2 separate regions of the Mus musculus genome follow, and region 2 is linked to region 1. The links are chromatin loops, found by intact Hi-C in ENCODE. Cell type or tissue: heart. All regions are shown on one strand. Each heading gives the region's core, and the rest is flanking DNA. Links, peaks and the distances in the headings are about the cores only.

Region 1 (10,256 bases), core at 2,021-7,020:
ACTAGCAAATGAGAGCTTCAAGGGCTTGGTGCCGACCGCTGTTCTCAAGCCCTGGCCAGTTACCACTGTCTATTTTATCAGCCTGTGTGCACATTTATAAAGGGGCAGTTCAGTTTGGAGCCCAGGCACCAAGGGCTTTGTTTTAAGGCTTTGTTAAAAACTGGAGCCCACATCCCTTCTTTCCGTTGATGCCATCCATACCCAGATCTCAAGGCATATGTGTTAAATGCCAAAGTACAATTTGTGCATTGGTCTTTAAAAAAATAATTCTTATCTGCATGTATTAGTTAACTGATGAACTCCACTTGTTAGAACTGGGAAGAAAACCACTTCATGGTTGTTGTTTTTTTGTTTTTCCGAGACAGGGTTTCTCTGTGTAGCCCTGGCTGACCTGGAACTCACTCTGTAGACCAGGCTGGCCTCAAACTCAAAAGATATAGAAGGTATCCTCCTCACTGGGTACAGCAATCAAACTTCTCACCACAGAACTGGCTACCAGCTACTGCAAAGAAAAACTGCAGATGGGTCAACGTGGTTGACCTTACCATTTCGTAGGAAAAAAATTGGGAGAAATTAGTTCTAAGGTTATACATTTTTAAGACTTTGGAATAAAGTTACTTTTTAAAAAACATACATTTCTATGGTCTTGATTTATGCCTCCCCAGTGGGTGTAAAGAGTGGGGGTTCAGACTCATGCCTGTAATCCCTGCACTTGGGAAGCTGAGGCAGGACTGTGTGGGATTGACTGAGTGCAGCCCAGGCTACAGAAAGAGACCTTGTCTAAAGAAACATCAGCGCTAACTAGCTAGCTAGCCAGCCAGGTGACTCAACCTGTAAAGGTATTTATTTCCAAGCCTAAATTCAATCTCTGGAACCCACATGGTAGGTGAGAACATATTCCCACAAGTTGTGCCCTGGTGTCCACATACATGCCACGGGATCTCTCAACTAGCTGCGCTCGCGCGCGCACACACACACACACACACACAAACAGAAGATACGTAAACGGGCATTTAAAGAGCCATTTGGAAGAAAAGAGCTGTAAAGGTGGTTTTCTTTTGTCCCCGTTACCACTTGACTTGTGCACGCTGAATGCCTAAGTACAGTAAAGGACGTAGCTCACCAATAGAGTGTTTATTTAACTATGCATGGGTTCAGTCTCCAGTGCCTTAAAATAGAAACAAACCAAACCATTAAAAATGAGACCCTAAAGACAGCAGGAAATGGCATTTGGGAAATGAAGCACAGGAAGGAGGAGCTGGAGGGATGGATGGCTCGGTGATAGCGCTGGCAGCTCTGCAGAGGACTGAGCTCAATTTCCATTGCCCACAGGACCGCTCACATCATTTGTCCATCAGTTCCAGGGAATCCCATGTCCTCTTCTGTTTTCTTTGGAGACCTGGAAAGTATGTGCAGGCAAAACCACCCCTCCCACACAAGTATGCACACATGTATACACACACACACACACATGTACACACACACCCCTAGTGGTGACATACTAGGGACAATACCGTTGGCCTCCACAATATATTCACAAAGAACACTGATGAGAAAATGGTAGAGATGGGGGAAACATGACACGTTAAAAAGAACTGGGAAATAGTGGAAAGTTAAGTCTGGAGAATAGAATTGGGATCTAAGGCGATCAGGAAGGACATCAGAAATAAAACGGGAACCCCGGGGCTGAGTAAGGGTGAGGAACAAGCCATTAAAAAAAAATGCCTTTAGATATCGAGTGTGTTAAGGGAGGCTGTTAAGTAAGAATGAAGAACGAGAAAGGGGACAGGGAGGTAGAAAACGTGTGTGTGTGTGTGTGTGTGTGTGTGTCCTCAAAACAGACAACTGATAAACCGCGGGTATCTTCTAGGAGACCTGAGAACTGGGTCATGAATAGTGTGCCTGGACTAAACGCTAAGTGGAAGAGAGACGCATACAAAGCAAGAATGTAGAAGCAAGGTTCCTACCGTTCCAGCTCAAAAAACATGGGAGAGCAGACTTAAACCCATCACTTTTCCTTCCCTGGCTCCACATTACAAAGAGATCTATGACTCAAAAGGGAAGGAAATGGGGACATTGAACTTGGAGAAAAAAAAGTCCAGGCTGGAAACAGGAAAAGGGACTGGAGCGACCTTGAGTGTGGGTGGTGGGTGGGGTGGTGACAGGACACTACCAGGGGATTACAGAGCCCATGAGAAAGTCCAAAGCCAAGGAACAACTACAGGAACTACTTAAAACCCCTTTTCTCCTACCCTGGCTCCAAGTTAAATCCACCCGACACAAACAGGACCAGGACCCGAGGCACTAGCATCTGAGGACACGAAGAGGGAAATCTCGGGGTGTGTGGGGGTTAACCTTGACCTCCTCTCCCCTTAGTTCCTCCCCCTTGGCTTTCCCAGCATCCCTCCCGCTGGGGCCGTTGTCAAGGCCAGCATTTCAGCTCCCGCTGGGATCCCCAGTTCCCTGCCCCCCAGCCAGCATCATGACCCGGGCAGCTTCCCTGAGCCTCGAGCGAGCGAGCAGTCCCTTAGGTTTCTCCACGACACCCCCAGCCCTTGCCCGCCCCACCCCCATCTCTACTCGCTCCAATTTTAGGTTTCCACTTTGGATGCTCTCGGAGACCCCCAACCCCATCCTGCCCGGGGCTCCCCTGCCCCCTTCTCTGTCTGCTCTGCCCAGTGTTCCCCCCCACCTCGGGTCCCCTTAGCCCCGCTTCCTCCGGGCTCCGCGTCCCTTTAGTCCGGCGTTCCCTCCCCCCCCCCGCTCCCCGCCCCCCGCCTCCCGCCTCCGTCCCCACAGCTCGGCGTCCCCCTCGAAGCTCCGCGTCCCGCGCCCGCCGCCCACTCCGCCTCCGCCCCCGCATCCCCAGCGTTTCCCCTGCGAGCTCTCCGCCCCGGCCCCGGCCCCGCCCCCGCCGGCCGCCATGTGACGGGAAGCAGCTGATGGCCTCTGCGGGCGGCAGCGGCGGCGGCATTGGCGGCGGTGGTGGCGGCGGCGGGCGCGGCCGCGGCGGGGCGGGCGCGGAATGAAGGCCCACGGCCCTGGGGGCTGAGGCGCCCGCCGCCTGGGGCGGGCCGCGCGTCCTCATGGAGGCCGGAGGTGAGTGCGGCCGCGGCGGGGCGGCGACCGAGGCGGGGAGGGCAGCTTTGTTTCACTTTCGCTGTCAGCTGCGGCAGCCGGCCTCCTGCCACCGCGGGGACCGGCCGCCGTCCCTGAGCGAGCCCACTGGACTGGGATGGCTCCAGAGTCCCCGGGTCGCCTGCGCCATGGCCGGGCTTCTGGCCTCAGCGCCCATCGCGGCTCGGTAGTAGCTGCGGCCGCTGGGTGGGTGCCTGGGAACGGGGTGGGGCCCCGGACACTGCCCCGGGGTGACACGTAGGTCCCGACACCCTAGTGGGTGAGGTCCACAGCTGTCACCACGAAAGCTCAAAGTGAGAGCACGGGATGAACTTGCTGGCCGCCTGGAAAAGCGCAGAGATGCTAGGGATGGCTAGACCTGCAGCCCCTCGGGGCTTCTCCCTGGAGGGCTCTTGTCCCAGCGTCCTGATCACGGAATAGTAGCGTGGGTTGGGGACCTGGGGGAGGGGGCTGTCGCCACACTCCAGGGTCCCCAAATACCGGAGCTGAAAGACAGATTCCGTAGGGGGATTTTAAGAGTCAAGGCCTAGGGCTCAGACTTGTTCCGGTGAAGTTGAAGCTTCACCCAGGTCTGGAGGACTCGGATGCACCAGAGGGCTGGCAGGGCCGGATGGGGTTGTTGGAAAGGCAGGTGTTCCCTGGGGTGGTGTCCCCTTTGCATTTAGGAAATGACATTTCTTTGTTTGCAGGAGCCAGGCTTTCAGGGAAAGGTGTCGCGGCAGCTCCTCTCCCGGGTTTCCATCTAGATTAAAACCTTTCAGTATCTTCCCTATAGAATTCTGTTTAAATGGCCCCTACTGTTTTCTTCTGTGACTCTTTTTATAGCTTCCGTTTTCGTTTCCATTGATGCCTCAAAGTTGTATCTCAAAGCAATCTGTGACCAGACCACCTCCCCCCCCCCACACACACACTTTTTTTTTAAACCGGAATCTTTTCCAGTGCAGAGTTTTTCCCTAGTGATTGACGTCTGTGTGGTAGGCGGTGGGCAGAGCTGTTGGGAGCTACCAAGCTACTGTTAAAAAGGCCAGACACTAGGCCAGAGTTTTACTCTCTTTTCAAACTGAATAATGTCTATTGTAAAAGGATTACAGTAGAAAACAGTAGAACGGTGGTTACAATTAATTTATTCATTCAACAAATATTTATTATCTGGTATGTGCCGGGCACCCTCTGGGTCCTTGCTGGCCCAGAGTAATATAATAGCAATATGTAATTTAAACGTAGACACATTAAAAAAAGGCAACAGTTGAAATTAAAAAGGATAACGTATCTAAAATATTTCAAGTTTAATTTATGCCATGAAACAAAAATTATAGGAATGTTTTGGAGACGGAAGAATTTTTCTGTGTGGGCGTTTTAACTGCCAGTTTGTCTGCACCACGTGCTGCGTGCAGTGCCTGAGGGGGCCAGAAGAGGGCGTCGGAGCCTTTGTACCAAGTTACAAAGAGTTGTGAGCCTCCAGGTGGTTCTGGGGATGGAACAGCAAAGCGGCTCCTATGCAGCTGTAACAGCTGAGCCATCGTTACCGCTAAGGCTTTACAGTGTGGTGTGTGCTTTATAATTTTTAAAAACTATTCTTAGATTTACTTTTTTATATTTTATGTGTGTGTTTTGCCTGCATGGATGTCTGCACAATGCATGCACCTGGTGCCTGCAGAGGCCAGAAGAAGGCATCAGATCCCTCGAAACAGGAGTTACAGACAATTGTGAGCTACCATTTGGGTACTGGAAATCCAGCGCAGGTTCCTCTGCTAGAGTAACGAGTGCTTTTAACTGCTGAGCCATCTCTCCAGTTCCATGTATTATATTCTTAAAGATTGATTTGTTTATTTCATGCATGTGAGTACACTCTAGCTGTCTTCAGACACACCAGAAGAGGACATCCAATCCCATTACAGATGGTTGTGAGCCACCATGTGGGTGGGTGCTGGGAATTGAACTCAGGACCTCCGGAAGAGCAGTCAGTGCTCTTAACCACTGAGCCATCTCTCCAGCCCCGTATTATAGTCTTAATAGACTTCCACAGTTCAGGGGTTCAGTAACTGCTTATGGCTGGTGACTAGTGACAGACAGGCAAGGTGGTTTGAGGAGGAAATAGACCCCAGATGCATGCTAACCACAAACTCAACCCAGAATTCCCTAGTGTAAAGAAAGCTAAATGACTAAAGCTAAAGGACAGCGACTTAGTCACCCTGCTGAGTTAGCAATGTCACCAAGAAGGTGACATGGACACAGAGCGCTGATTATTATGATGGAGCAGCCAGTCAAAACTCTCCAAGCTGGCCTGGAGAGACCAGAGTTCAGCCATTAAAAGCTAGGCTCACAGCCAAAAAATATGAGAGTTTGGTTCCCAGCACCCACGGCTGGGCAGTCTCTCCAGCCACCAAAACCAACCAACCATCCAAACAAATCTCTCCAAGCTGACAGCTCAGCCTAGCAATGCAAAGATCCCTCGGCAGGAGGAAGGATTACCAAGCTTGCTGCCAGCCATGCTCCTGCCTCCACCTCTGTTAAAGGGGCTTTCCTTGTGTGGAAGAGGCTTTGATAATCCTCCTCCCGTTCTGCCTGTTGTACACATCCCTTGTTTAGTTGGGAAACCTGGAAGGGTTAGGGAAATGTCGGTCAAAGGTTACAGAATCTCCTTTAGCTAGGACAGTGACTACAGTTAATAACAGTTAGGTACTTGGAAACTGCTGACAGGTTTTTAAGAGAGTCCTCCCCGAGAAAAATGCGGAGAATGTGAAGGGGTGCGTACGCTCATTAGCTTAATTGAGCCCTCCTCTCCCTGTATGTTGGCTTTCCCACTTATCCGTACGTCACGTGGTGTCCAGAAAGTATGCGGGGCGTATTAATTTACCAAAGTCCTGACCCAGCCGCGGCGGGCCATGCAGGTACTGTCTCAGATGAAGCTGGATCCTCCCAGTTCTGCTTGGTTTGTTTGGAAGTGCTGTACGAATTACAGTTTTGTTTTCCAGTTGCCAAGTTTAGTTTGGGCCCAGACTCCAGGAGACTGGTGTCTTCTTTTAGAATCTAGATTCCTGACCTGAAATAGCAAAAGATGAAACCCCCCAGACCCCAGAAATAGAGTGTGAATTCTGGGCAGGGCTAGGGTTTGAGAATTCCAAATGAACAGTGGATGCCACATGCATCTTGGTAGTCCAATGGGCTCCACTTCCTGTGTATTTAAGAGGTATTGCATGTCTGTCACGAGTATCTCTTGGTAGCCTGACCGCTTGCTTTGGGAACAAACAGACAAGATTTGCTGCTGTGAGCAGACCTCCTAGTGCCTGGGGCGGGGCCGGGGGTGAGGCCGGAGGGGGGGGTGGGGGTGGGGGAGTGGTAATGACCTCAGTAGTCAGGAGTTCTAGAAAGGAATTAATGAGGAGTTGTGAAGGCCCTTGATTACTGCCTGGAGGGAGGAGTCCTTTGAGGCAGACACAATGAAGATAAGGTGCAGCCTTGGAGAGCTGGTGCAAAGTCCAGAGGTTGGAACTAACTGAGCTTAGTCAAAGGGGCCTGATCGTGCTGGAGCTGAGGGTAGGAACTGGGTAAGAGAGACTGCAAGCTAAGAAGTAAGAACAGATGAGAGGAGTCAGAGCAGGCCCCAGAGAGCAGTGAGAAGATTGCCTGGTAGGCCCGGCAACAGGTGCTGCTGGAGAGATTCAAGAAGTAGCCACGGGGCTGGAAAGGAAGGTTAGCGGAGGCTTTCGGAGACAGACTTGATGGGACTTGACTGTGAATTTGGTCTGGGCAGAGAAAGAAACAAGGGCTGAGCCTTTTATTTTGTGTAGAGCGTCATCCGTGCCATGCCATTGTTATCAGAGGAGAGGGCAATGTGTGTGTGGGAGGAAGTGAGTCAGGTGCAAGTGTGCCAGAGGGACACAGTTTTCCCAGCCTTATCATGTTGACACGAGGCCAGAACATGTTCATATCCACAAAGTAATGCTCATGCAGACATGTGTTTGCACATCTCTGGCAGGAGCCATGTGAGTCTATAAATACACACACACACATACACACACACACACACACACACATATACATACAGCAGTTTAGGCTTAATGGATTAAAACCTATATCTCCATTTTTTTCTTTATAAAGCCAAGATGTGATGTACTCAGATACTAATTGAAATCTTAATTTCTAGCAACATGTCTTATGAAATATGGTGTATCTGTTGGTTCGGTGAGATCACTCAGTGGGTTTTCAAAGCACTTGCCACAAAAATTGGTTTAGTCCTTCAAGCTCGTGGTAGACGGAGAGAAGCGGCTCCTGGCAACTGTTCCCAGTCCTCTTCCTACACATGCCCTGTGGCATTTGCTTCTGCCACCCATACACAGTCATGCAAATCCTTAAAGAGACACATCCAATTTCCTATTATATACATGGTAGAAAACATGTGCTTCATGTGTGAGTCATTACCTTCTGTTTCACCAGGATCATGCTAACCTTGGATTGCATGGATTATGTGACAGGTTATTTATTTTCCAGCCAGTGAAATGAGCCAGTTCAAGCCAGATTAGATTATATTAAAGGAAGGTTTATTGGGAAGCTGCCCTCCAGTGGGCGAGTTCACTGGCCCCAAGGATTGAGGGTGAGGGAGAAGAGAGAGACAGAGACACCCCAAAATGTCTGGATTATATAGAGAAGGGCAGTAATGATCTAGGGGAAGGGCAGTCAGGCTCCTGGGCTATCAAGTTCAAGGTTGGGGGCAGGGTATGCCAGGTGGGGGCTGAGGGAACTTAGGACAACCTGGAGGCCAGGTCTGCTTTGATACATAAGACATGCATCTCAGTGCCTTGTTCTGGGGGTGGGAAACCACACATTTCGTGCACCTAGAAAGGATGCTTGCTGTGCCTCTAATGAGGAAAAGTTTCTCGTCCTGAGGTATATGCCGATTTCTTTGAGGCCCAAATGTAAGAACTTACATAAAAGCAGGCTGGGAAATATAGGAAATATAGCTTGTTTAAATCATTTTCTGAGGAGTCTTGGAGAGGTAACTCAGTTAAGAGCATTGGTTGCTCTCTTAGAGGACTTGGGTTCAATTGCCAGGACCCGTGTGGTGGCTTAAGTTCCAGAGGATCTAACTCCCTTTTCTTGACTTTATGGACACTATGCATACGGTACCAATGTACATGCTGGCAAAACCTCATACACATAACATAACTTTTAAAAACCACATTATTATCCCAGAGAGCGTTAAATCCCAGAACTACTGGAGTGGGTTGTGCACAAACGGTTGAGACCCCTCGTTCTTCAGGCTCTGACTTAGAAGTTGGCCATGGCGTTTAGAGGACCTGTGGTTGGGTTGAACAAACACTGCCTACTCCTAGGAGATAGATGGAGCTTTCAAGAGAGGGAGGTGTAGTCATCTTGGTGGTGCGGAAAATGCTGAAGTGTCAGCCTACAATAGGTTTGGGCTTCTTTCCTTTTGATAGTAGGAAGTTGGGGTGCTGCCTGTCAGTAGACATAAGTGCAATTCTTAGAAAACGAACTGGACGTGATTGAAAAAAGGGGCTTGGGCTTTGCAGGGCAATGACCTAGGAGGTGGCTTGCTGGAGGGCTTAGTGCTGGGGTGTGGCTGCAGACCGGGCTCAGGCAGCTGGGAGCCTTGGGATATATTGGCTGTGTTTTCAGCTTTGGCAGGGTCCCTGGGGATACAAGAATGGCTTAGTAGTCACTTAGATCAGGTTAAGCCAGGGCTAAGGGGACTGTGTGAAGAAGGAAGTAGAGCCAGTAAGAGTGTTCTAGAAGGAAGTGATGAGGGATCTGGGCGTGAGAAGGAACCCTCAAACTGAAGGCACCAGGTACCTTAAGAGCATTCATTGGGGACACAGTTGCTTCTCACTTTCTTCCTGCTTTGGCGTTCACAGGAAAAGGAGACTTCATTCACCAAGTCCTCACCACAGCAAGGTAGCTCTGAGTCACACAATGGGAGGGTTGCCGCTGAGTAACCACCCTGGAATGTAGCCTGTGGCTACCGTTACTGCCCTCCTCTCTCCCTCGGTCTTGGGCAGACAGCAGCTTCCCCAGTCTGGCGGTCACCTGTGTTCTGAAGTATGATCTCTCCTTCCCCAGAGGAGCCGCTGCTGCTGGCTGAACTCAAGCCTGGGCGCCCCCACCAGTTCGACTGGAAGTCAAGCTGTGAGACCTGGAGCGTGGCCTTCTCGCCAGACGGTTCCTGGTTCGCCTGGTCTCAAGGACACTGCGTGGTCAAGCTGGTCCCCTGGCCCTTAGAGGAACAGTTGTAAGTCTTTCTACCATGGGGAACGTAGGAGGCCCGTGGCAGGGAGCTGGGCACTTTCCCAGGCTGCTCCCTACTCTTTGGGAGTCTTTTCCAAGATTAGGTGGGCAAAGTCTGAACAGCTGAGGGCTTGCTCGTGAGGACCGAGCACCCCACAGTCTGGACACAGGGAACCGGGTCTGTAGAGAGTGTGTTGGCCTGAATCTTTGAACAGCTTTATTGAGCTAGAAGTGATACCCCATACAGGTTGTCCACGTGAAATATATAGCACTAGCTGTGCTCGGTGATCCTGTAATCAGTACTAGGGAGCTGGAGGCAAGAGGACCACCAGGTGGAGGAGAGCCTGCACTAGGTGTAACTCCACCTCAAAGAAAATCTACAGAGCTGTGCACCTGCTACCAGAATCCGTTCTCGAGCACTGTCACTTCCTCAGAGAGACACCTGTCTCCATTGTCCTCCATGGCTTTGACCTGGCAACTACTGTGTTTTGTGCCCTCACTGTGGGCTCACCTGTCAAGGGCTTTTTACTTGGATGTTTCTGCATGGGACTCTCTCAACACAGCTACAAATAGTGCCTGGCTCTGTGTGTGTGTGTGTGTGTGTGTGTGTGTGTGTGTGTGTGTGTGTGTGTGTGTGTGTGTGTGTGCACGTGTGTACACGTGTGCGTGCGCTCACCACCGTTCACTTCTGTTTCCTGCGCAGTGACATTGTACTGGTGTGAGATGCCAGACTCAATTGACAGGTTTTTTTATTTTATTTTCTCTGCTCTGAATGTTTTTGGACACATCTGCGGAGGCGTGTGCGTCCAGTGTTGGACTGAGGGAGTGGAGGCTGTTTGTCACAGTGGTGGTACAGTTCTCTGTGACCTAGTTCT
Region 2 (10,256 bases), core at 2,118-7,117, 71 kb before region 1:
CAGCACCCCTACTTCCCTGACAGCTGCTCGTACAGCTTGGGCACATAGTCATCCCACTCGGCTTGGTAGCACGTGCCCGCCACCGGGGCTCCCAGGTTATACTTCTTGCGGAAGGTCTCCACCTTGAACTTGCCGCGATTGTCTCCAGACTTGTTGCTGAGAATGGGCTCGTCGCAGCTCAGCGGCTGTTCCTGCTCGTACACCAGCCAGACATAGCGGTGGAGACCTGCAGGGGAGGCAAGTACCAGCCAGCCAGTCAGTCAGGGTGGGGGTGCAGGTGGGGGTGGGAATAGGGGTGCGCTCCGCTTGGGACCGCTCTTGCCTAACATTCACAAATCTTCAGCCTGGTTTTCCCTCACAGCACAGCATAAATCAGTGTAGTGGTGCACACCTGTAACCCCACTTCTTGGATCAAGAGTTCAGGATCACTCTCAACTACCCTGAAAGTTCAAGGACAGCCTAGGCTATGTGAAATATGTCAAAATCGTATGGTTCTTAATGGCTTTTTAAGAAGTTAAATACGTGCCAGGCATAGTGGCGCATGCCTTTAATCCCAGCACTTGGGAGGCAGAGGCAGGTGGATTTCTGAGTTCGAGGCCTGCCTGGTCTACAGAGTTCCAGGACAGTCAGGGCTATACAGAGAAACTCTGTCTTGAAAAACCAAAATAAAAACCAAAAACAAACAAACAAAAAAAGCTATTTACAAGTATGAAAACATAATGAGAGAGAAACGGCCACCATCCATCAGAGTGCTCCACAAAGAAGTGCAGTCCCACACCCGTGTCGCTAAGCTGCCAGGCTGCACAGACTCACAGCAACCTTACCCGGGCTATCAGAGTACAACACAGCCATTTCAGCGGACTCCAGAGCAATTCCTAGACCTAGGGCATCTATGCAAGCACAAAGAAGTACAATGGAAACCCCTGCCTAGGAATACAGAAAGCACACAGTGCCTCTATTCATAACACCCACATCCTGGCTACAGCCCAAGGACCCAGCGAGAGGAAGGCTGGACCGTGCAGTCCACAGTCACAGGGAATACTAATTGATGAAAGGGAACGAACTCGTAACCCAAGCCAGCATCAAGATAAGTCACACTGTGAACGCTCACCAGATACCACACCCCGCCCATCCTGCCCATAGGCACATGGGATCCAAAGCGACCCATGGAGACCCATATCAGAAAATGCTGAGCTCCAAGAGGGCAACAGGGACCAGGCCACCTCTAAGATATTCAGGGTGGCAAGAAGAGCCTCCATCTTCCTGGGGTGTCCAGATGTGTGTACCTCAAATCCTCTGCCTGAAACCTTCTGAGCCACCAGTTTATCAAGCAAGCTAAATCTTCCAAACACCTGAGAGCTGCTAGGGTTTTATTCTTCAAAACAGAGCACAGCTCCGACTCCAGAGAACTGCTCTACTCCCCAGTGCCTCCTGCCTGTAATTAAATCACCTGCTTTTGTAGGTGCCCTGGAGAACCTTAAAGAGTCCCCAGGAAACTTATCTTTCTATTCTCTGATGAACACTGAGAGGCCTGGAAAGCATCTGGAAGCCTCTGGGCCGACAGACACAAGGTGAGCCGTGAGCAATGGCCCTTTTGTCCTTAGTGGACACTAGTTATCCCAGTCAGTTCTCTGCAGGGCAATGCACGGAAGTTGGCATCCTGCCAAGCGTCACCCACCACCACGGTGGCCTTGTTCCAGTGAAAGGAAAACGTGTATAACAAGCAACCGGCAGTAACTGTGTCTCCCACCAGCTTTGGGGTGCTTATGAGACTTTGGGAGCACTGTGGGGCTGGACTCTCATGTTCCATGTCAATACAAAACACAGAAAGACAGAGTATGTGTGAATGTGACTGTGAGTGAGTGTGAGTGTGAATGTGTGTGTGTGTTCAATGTGTCTCACTACAGTCTTCCAAGTCTTTTCAAAGTACCCAGACACATTTTGGGGAGAAAGGGAGAGTTATAAAGAGATATGAAAGGCAATCTTTGGCACTAGTATGAAAAGTGTTTGCTTCTTGTTCACAGGATCAGAAACTTCCATGATCACCCATAGCAGAGATTACATAGAGATTAGAGGAGGCTCAGAGAGCCCACAGAGCCCCCAGCAGCCCACTGCAAGCCTCCTGCAGCCCTTCCTGCCCTCTGTGCCCAGGACACTTGCCAGCCTGGCGACAGAGACCTTGTCTAGTATGAGGCCCTGGCTTTGATATTTCAAATCCACCACAAATCATTTACAGACCTAGCTCTCTCCGAGTCCCAGAAGTGGTTCTACAGAGGGCCTACCCAATCAGAACCAAAGTTCTGGCACCCACATCCTACAGGCTGACTGTCCCAGAAAAGACTTGCCTGAGGGGAAAAACAAGCAGGATTCTGCCGTCCTTACAGTAAGGCTTGGAAAGAACCCAGTGGTAGCCACCCCCGCCCTGCCTCATTCTCCCCCCCATCCCCCCCCCCCACACACACACACACAGCCTTTACTTACCTGTGCCACTGGGAGGCCCGGAGCCCACATAATCTGAGAGGACAGTGCCACTGCTAATGTCATTACCCTTCATGTTGACCACCAGGAAGTGGTGCCACTCCCTGCGGAGACAGAACACGAGGGGCTGTGAGCACCAGACACCTAGGACATTCTCAAGCTGGGCAATAACAGGCAGATGATACACTGGGAAGCCACAAGCAAGCATGAGGGCCTCACACCAAGAGACCCTGTTCCGGGGGGAGGGGGGCTGAGGTTGTGGCTCAGGGGGTCTCAGCCTGTGCTGCACGAGGCCCAGGACTTTCTCCCCACCACTACAAAATGACTGTAACCCCAGGAGGTCCACGCATCCCTGTCCAGCAGGGACTTCCGTGTCCGGATGATAGATAGCCTCTCCCCATCTTTTCCCCAACTGGCCTGAATTTGGGATCCTTCCTGCTGGGAGCATCGGGGTCTGTGAGGACCAGGGTGTAGAGTTTCCCAGGATCAAGGCCGTCCCATGAAATGCTGCTGGGCCTGTTCATAACCTGTAGGAAGGAACCAGTGTGGGGGTAAAAATCTAGAAATGCTCTCAAAACTCAACACTCTGCCACCTTATATTCCCAAAAGGTAAAACATGAGGGTTATTATTTTTATTCCTTTCTTTTACTACCGAGACAAAAAAAAAAATAGTTTATAGCAGTTTCACCCATGCAGATTAGTGGTAATTCCTAAGTATGGCCGCTACTAAAAGCCTGAAGCTTGGAGCTGGAGAGAATGCTGGGTTCCAAGAACTCTTGCAAAGGGTAGACATTTCCTGGCACTCCTGTGGGGGGGGGGTGGGGGGGTGCAACTCCAGCTCCAGGGGACCTGATGCCTCTTCTGACCTCCACAGCTCCCTGCTCTCTCACACACACAGCCACACACTCGCACATAATTAAAAACACAAAACCAATCTTAAAGAGCCAGGAGTCTAAAAAAAAATTTTAATTAAACAAAACAAAACCAGATGTGGTGCACGCCTTTAATCCCAGCACTGGAGAGGCAGAAGCAGGCAGATCTCTGTGAGTTCAAGGCCCGCCAGGGCCACAACTGAGTGAGACCCTACATGTAACACACACACCAAGCCAGCCTCGACAAACACTTGCCCACGTTATTAACAGAAAGTGGTGAGACAAGGAAGTCCGACGGTGGCAACGGGTCCTCCTCCACAACCTCACTGAGGGTCCCGAGCTACCTAACGCCTTTAAATATGGTGGCCAACGGTCCGCTTGGGGCCAGCTGAGGAGTAATCCGCCCTCGGAAAACGAGAGCGGCCAAGGACACGTACAAAGTTTGGGACAAGGGAGACCGGCCAGGGCTCCGAATGGAAACCTTCCAAGTCACCATCTCAAACCCTGCGCTCTAAATATATAAAGAGAACGGTTAGACCCAGTTTCTCTGAGCTTGGAACCGCTCTTGAGCGTCAGCATCCCACCCCCACCGCCACCCCCAGGAGCAACACAGGTTAATGAGAAAGCGCTGGCCCCGGAATCATTAATAAAGTGCGGGCTGCTCCCTGAGGAGGTGATTGCAAGCTCGGGACATTAGAAGGTTACAGAAGAGGCTTTCGGCTGTCGGGTGACGCTCCCGTCCGGTATACAAAGGCTGAGCTCGAGGCCTGCTCCGCCCCGCTGTCCCCCGGTCTCCCCGGCGGCGGGCCCACACCGTACCTGGGTGGGCGTTAGCACTTTGCCCAGCTCGTCCACCGTCACCCCGGCGTAGTCGACCCGCAGGGCGTGCTGGGGCGGCTCGTCCACCTCCTGCAAGCACAAGGGCCCGGCCCACTGGCTGATGTCGGCGGCCATGGCGATGGAGAGTTGGAAGGCACGCGCACGCCGAGTCCCGAGCGCTGTTAACGTAAAGCGCTTGCGCAGTTGACTGCCGCCCCGGGACCAACCGCAGGTCGGGTCACGCCCCTTCGCTCTCTGATTGGCTGAGCCGGAGCTGGGCGGTCCGAGCGCCAGGGTCACTGCGAAACTTCGCGGGTTGTGCCTGCAGGCCAGTGCGTGCATGGCTGTGGTGCAGATTAATGTTGCGGCTTCTCCTTTGCATTTGAAGGACTCTCTGCCCCATTTCGCAGTTCCCGGAGATAAGGCCATGCTTTCTCCCTAGCACTTCTTCAAACGAGCCAGGTTTCTTCCCTGCGTTATCTTTTGTTGTTGTTTTAAAAGTTCTTTAAATGCCAACGAAATTCAACCTCCCGGGAATCAATCAGTGTGTTGGTTGGGCTTAACCGCGGAGTGCAGGTGACTCCATAGCAGCAGTTCTGCAAGTTCTGCACAGATGATGGCCTTCCATCGCCGCCTAAATGCCCACACCGGAAACTCTCATCATTTAACCTTCCAAATGTTGTGCCTGTAAATTTGGGCAGAATTGCACGCACATGGTTGAGAGGAATGGCTGGATCTTGGTTGAGGCTTCAATGACAACTCTGCCTCCTAAGAGTGAATGTTGATAGACTACAAGCCCCATCTTCACGGTGCCTTCAAGTAGCAACTGCTGAGATCCTGAAGGGCTGGAACAAGACCTTTTACAGACAGTGTGACTTTACAAGACAAAGTGGAATTCAGGTTGCCAGTCGTTAGCTTCAGAATGTGGGTATCTCCTGGGGGGTTCCCAGATCATCCTAGGGGTCCTGAAAGAGATATTGAAAGTGTGATTGACAGGACCAGACTGAGGGTAAGCAAAGCTGGACCGGCCATCGCCAACTTTGCAGTTAGATACCAGCAGCCTCCCAAGACTGGAAGTAGTCAGAAATGTATGAAACTAGGTTTTTACAGTGTGGTAGCTAATAGAATACTCTACCCTTCAGGGACGATATGATCCCGGATTTGTTTGTTTGCTGGTTTGGGGTGTTGTTGTTATTGTTATTGTTGAGACAGGGTTTCTCTGTAGGCTTGGCTGTCCTGGAATTCGCTCTGTTGACCAGGCTGGTCTCCAACTCAGAGCTCTGTCTGCCTCTGCATCCTGAGTGCAGGGGTTAAAGACCTGTGCCACCACACCCAGCTCTCACTGATTTTTTTCACTTATTTATTAATTATATGTGGGGGGTTGGGGGAAGATACTGGACATGCCTGCAACAGGTCCAAGTATAGAGGTCAGAGAAAAAATGTGAGAGTCCACGTCTCCTTCTGTTGTACCACGTGGTGCCAGGGATGGACCTCAGGACTCTTGTAAGCTCCAGGAAACCCACTCAGATCTACATCTCATGGATCAAATGGACTCCATCCAGAAAGTACCCCTGTCAATCAATAGCCGAAGTTCCCCACCTGTTGAGTATTCTAAAGGGTGGGATTCCTCCCCAGGTCCCTAATTTTGGGATTCCCCTCCCCTAGCCACCAAGAACATGGGCCTAAGTGTTTCAAACTTCGAACCTCTATAACTTTGTTTTCCCAGGTATTTGTTACAGGGTTGAGAATCTGACTAAAACAAAAATACTGGGGGCTGCTGAGATGGCTCAGCAGGTAAGAGCACTGATTGCTCTTCTAAAGGTCCTGAGTTCAACCGCCCATGATGAGATCTGACGACCTCTTCTGGTGCATCTGAAGACAACTACAGCGTACTTATGTATAATAATAAATAAATTTTAAAAAAAAAACAAAACTCGGGGCTGGAGAGATGGCTCAGCGTTTAAGAGCACAGACTGCTCTTCCGAAGGTCCTGAGTTCAATTCCCGGCAACCACATGGTGTCTCACAACCATCTGTAACAAGATCTGGCGCCATCTTCTGGAGTGTCTGAAGACAGCTACAGTGTACTCACATATAATAAATAAATAAATCTTAAAAAACAAAAACAGGGCTGGTGAGATGGCTCAGCAGGTAAGAGCACCCGACTGCTCTTCCAAAGGTCCGGAGTTCAAATCCCAGCAACCACATGGTGGCTCACAACCATCCGCAACAAGATCTGACTCCCTCTTCTGGAGTGTCTGAAGACAGCTACAGTGTACTTACATATAATAAATAATAAATCTTTAAAAAAAAAAAAAAAAAAACAAACTTCTCAAAATTGCATATGAGCTGGGCATGGTGACATGAGCCTTTAATCCCAACCTTTGGGAGGCAGAAGCAAGCCATTTTCTCTCTGTGGCTTTTCAAGGCCAGCCTGGCCAAGTTCCAGGCTAGCCAGAGTTACACAGTGAGATGCTATCTTTCAAAAGAAAAAAAAAAAAACCCAAAAAGATAAAAACAAAAATAAAAATGTGCATTGAAAATGGACAGCCAGGGCTGGAGAGATGGCTCAGTGGTTAAGAGCACTGACTGCTCTTCCAGAGGTCCTGAGTTCATAGCCCAGCAACCACATGGTGACTCACAGCCATCTGTAATGGGATCTGATGCCCTCTTCTGGTGTGTCTGAAATATAAAATAAACAAATAAAATCTTTAAAAGAAAGAAAGGAAGAGGAAAAAGAAGCTGGACAACAGATGATTAAGAGGTTAAGAACACTTAGTGCTTTTCCAGAGGACCTAGGTTTGATTTCCAGCATGCACGACAGACAGCTAACAGCTGCCTATGTCCAGCTCCAAAGAATCTGATGCCCTCTACTGGCTTGTGTGGGTACTGCACACACACACACACACACACACAAAGAACAATGTTCTTTTTTTAAAGATTTATTTATGTATTTGAGTACACACTGTAGCTGTACAGATGGTTGTGAGCCTTCATCTGGTTGTTGGGAATTGAATTTAGAACCTTTGCTTGCTGCATTCAACCCTGCTCACTCCATTTGGCCCTGCTCGCTCAGACTCAAAGATTTATTTATTATTATATATAAGTACACTGTAGCTGTCTTCAGACACACCAGAAGAGGGCGTCAGATCTCATTACAGATGATTGTGAGCCACCATGTGGGATTTGAACACAGGACCTTCATAAGAGCAGTCAGTGCTCTTACCCACTGAGCCATCTCACCAGCCCAAGAACATTGTTCTTTGAGCCAGTTGTGGAAGACTATATCTGCAACACTAGTTCTTAGTAAGCTCCAATAGGAGAAGATTGATTCTAATTCTAGCCTGGGCTATATACACTGTTTTTTTTTTTAATGTAAAAATAACACCATTTTTATAAATTTTTCAATTATTTTGTTTTGTTTTGTTTTGTTTTTTTCAAAATAGGGTTTCTCTGTGTAGCCCCGGCTGTCCTGGAACTCACTCTGTAGACCAGGCTGACCTGGAACTCAGAAATCCGCCTGCCTCTGCCTCCCAAGTACTGGGATTAAAGGCGTATGCCACCACTGCCCGGATTCAATTATTTTCAAAGTGTGGGTGCATGTTCATATGCGTGTGTGTGCGCACACATGCACACAACAAGCCTTTGTAATATCTGAGGAAGCCAGAATAGGGCATGAGATTCCCTGGAGCTGGAGTTACAGTCAGTTGTGCACCTTCCAAAGTGGATGCTAGCAAGTGAACTCTCATCCTCTGAGAGAGCAGTGGGTGCCTTAATTGACCAGCCATCTTTCTGGTCCCTAAAACATTTATTTTAAATCAATTGCCTGATGTGAATGACTTGTGAATTGTATGGTCTGGAGTTAATTGTTGAATATAGAGGTTTCTCCTTTCCTTGCTCGTTCACCAGCTCGGGAGGCTGCTGAAGCTGTAACCCCAGCAAAGAAGTCTCCATGTGGCCCGCTATGGGGAGAGAGTGGCTCTGAGCTGTCTCCAGCATCTGGGACAGAGAGAGCATCAAGGAAGTGACATTGCCTTGCTTGAGCTGAAGAGCTGGGTATCCCTGTTTATGTGCATGTGTGTGTATGCAGGAGCCTACAGAGGCCACAAGAGGGAGTCAGAGCTCCTGGAACCAGTTTGTGGGAATCCTCCTGTTTCTCCAAAACCAGAGACATGCCCTAAACCTCCGGGTAAAGATATGGAGGTGACAGGGGTGGGGTCTAGGGAGCCTCTTGCAACAAGCACAGACTCTCAGTGCTGGCTGGTTGTTCCCAATACTATTCAGTATGTTGTCAGTCAGTTATGTGCTACTATAACAAATACCCGTGACAATCAAATTATCAGGAAGAAAGGGTTAGCTGTGCTCTGTCTGTGATCAGGTGTTCCCACTGCTTTGGGGGTCTGCAGTGACACAACCCGATGTGGCAGACAGTGAATATCAGGGCAGATGAAGAGAGAGAGAGACAGAGACAGAGAGACAGAGAGAGACAGAGAGAGAGAGAGACAGAGAGGACCAGGGTTACACAATTCCCTTCAGGAGATATGCTACTAATGGCATATGGGCTGCGATCCCAGCCTCTATCTAGCACATTGGCCCCTGGGAGCCATTTAAGGTAAAAATGATGAAGCCAGGATGGAGGGTAGGGTGGGAGTGGATGGAGAGTAGAGGTAGAGAGTCAGTCAGTGTTTGGCTTATTTGTTGCTCTTGCAGAGGACCTGGGTTTGGTTCTGAGCACCCAGTTGGCTGTCTGTAACTCAGACCTGCCTGTAACTGTCTGTAACTCCAGTTGCAGGAGAGCTGACTCCCTCTTGTGACTTTTACAGGTTCCTGCACATAAACTCATACAGGCCTGTGCACAGGTGTGTGCGCACTCACACACACAGTGAATATTAAAATGAAAAATATAGGCCTAGGATGTGGCTGGAATATACAACATCCACTGCGGAAAGCAGATATAGTGGTGCACCTCAGAGAGCCCTCTGGATGTAAAGGCAGGTCTGAAGTCCAAGGTCATCTTTGAAGGACTACTATGGGCTACAAAAGGCGTGGGGGGGGGGGGAAGGGCGTGGGGTATTAAAATTATAGCATGTGTTAAAACAAGTTGGGGAGCAGCAAGAGAAAGATTGATTGATTGATTGATTGATTGATGTGTATCCAATGCCTGTGTGCTTTTTCTGGGTTGTCATCTGTCGGCTGGTGCGTCCAGCCTGGGATTTCATTAGGCTCTAGTTGTGGGTAGACGCCCTTAAACCTGAGGACTGTTTTGATTGGTGGGTGGGGTATGACTTTCCTTGATATGGTTGGTCAGCCAAGCGGCTCCTCCCCAGGAGTATTGCCTCTGTGCTTCAAGGGAGGTTTCAAAGCTCTGTGTCCTCTGGGTGTGTCCACAATTGTAAGCTACCACTATGAAGCACAGAGGTTTGAGGGTGGCGACCTATGCACACAGGAGCTGGCAGACGCCAAGGACCCAAACTGAGCTGTGGTTTGGACATTGCCTTCTGGCTGGTCTCTTGGATTCCTACTTCTTGTGTGTGTGTGTGTGTGTGTGTGTGTGTGTGTGTGTGTGTGTGTGTGTGTGTGTTTCCATGTCCATAATAATCTCAAAGCTGCTGAAAACACGCCCCATACTCTCGCTGGCTTCTTTAAAAAAAAAATTCCTTGAAAACAATCGGGAAATGTATACATTTCTTTTTGAGACAGGCTCTCATGCAGCCCAGGCTAGCCTAAAACTGGCTGTGCAGCCTAAGCTGGCCTGGAACTCTCAATCCTTCTTGTATTTAGTTAGCTGTTCAGAGACCCAACTGCTCAGCTCTGTACTGAGCTCAGTCCCCAGCCTCAGTTAACCCTTTAGAGTGGCGGATCTCAATTTGTGGATTGCGATCCTTCTGGGGGGTCACATATCAGATATACTGCATGTTGCAGTTTTACATTATGATTCAAAACGGTAGCAAAATTACAGTTATGAAGTAGCAACAAAAATAATTTCATGGTTGGGGGTCACCACAACATGAGGGACTGTATTAAAGGGTCAGGGGCTTAGACAATTTCTTGTGAGGTCCTGGGTCAGCAGGAGACCCAGCAGTGTCAT

The links. Peaks named below come from ENCODE experiments on the same cell type or tissue, not always from the same donor. Only the 100,000 strongest peaks of a DNase experiment are listed, where the experiment ranks them.
Region 2: a loop joins it to region 1, with 7 times the contacts of the local background. A loop is called at or near these places in 3 of 42 quality-filtered maps.

What each region holds. Positions count from the first base shown.
Region 1 is chr5:117,354,375-117,364,630 of GRCm38, forward strand. Wsb2 (WD repeat and SOCS box-containing 2) reads left to right here and starts at 2,931. Exons shown (of 9, transcript NM_021539.5): 1 at 2,931-3,099; 2 at 9,217-9,385. The coding sequence starts at 3,087. It overlaps Gm42012 (a long non-coding RNA gene), which reads right to left and starts at 2,486. Exons shown (of 2, transcript XR_878716.2): 1 at 2,253-2,486; 2 at 1,116-1,399. It overlaps Vsig10 (V-set and immunoglobulin domain containing 10), which reads left to right. Exons shown (of 10, transcript NM_001033311.3): 10 at 1-632. In heart, for the core only: a CTCF peak has its summit at 4,539 (motif pointing right); DNase peaks (open chromatin) are centred at 2,427, 2,917, 5,997 and 6,427; H3K4me3 peaks cover 3,357 bases; H3K27ac peaks cover 3,955 bases.
Region 2 is chr5:117,283,240-117,293,495 of GRCm38, forward strand. It overlaps Pebp1 (phosphatidylethanolamine binding protein 1), which reads right to left and starts at 4,325. Exons shown (of 4, transcript NM_018858.2): 1 at 4,170-4,325; 2 at 2,896-3,005; 3 at 2,482-2,582; 4 at 1-226. The coding sequence starts at 4,304. The coding sequence ends at 9. In heart, for the core only: CTCF peaks have their summits at 4,494 and 7,044 (motif pointing left); DNase peaks (open chromatin) are centred at 3,752 and 4,402; H3K4me3 peaks cover 2,386 bases; H3K27ac peaks cover 2,016 bases.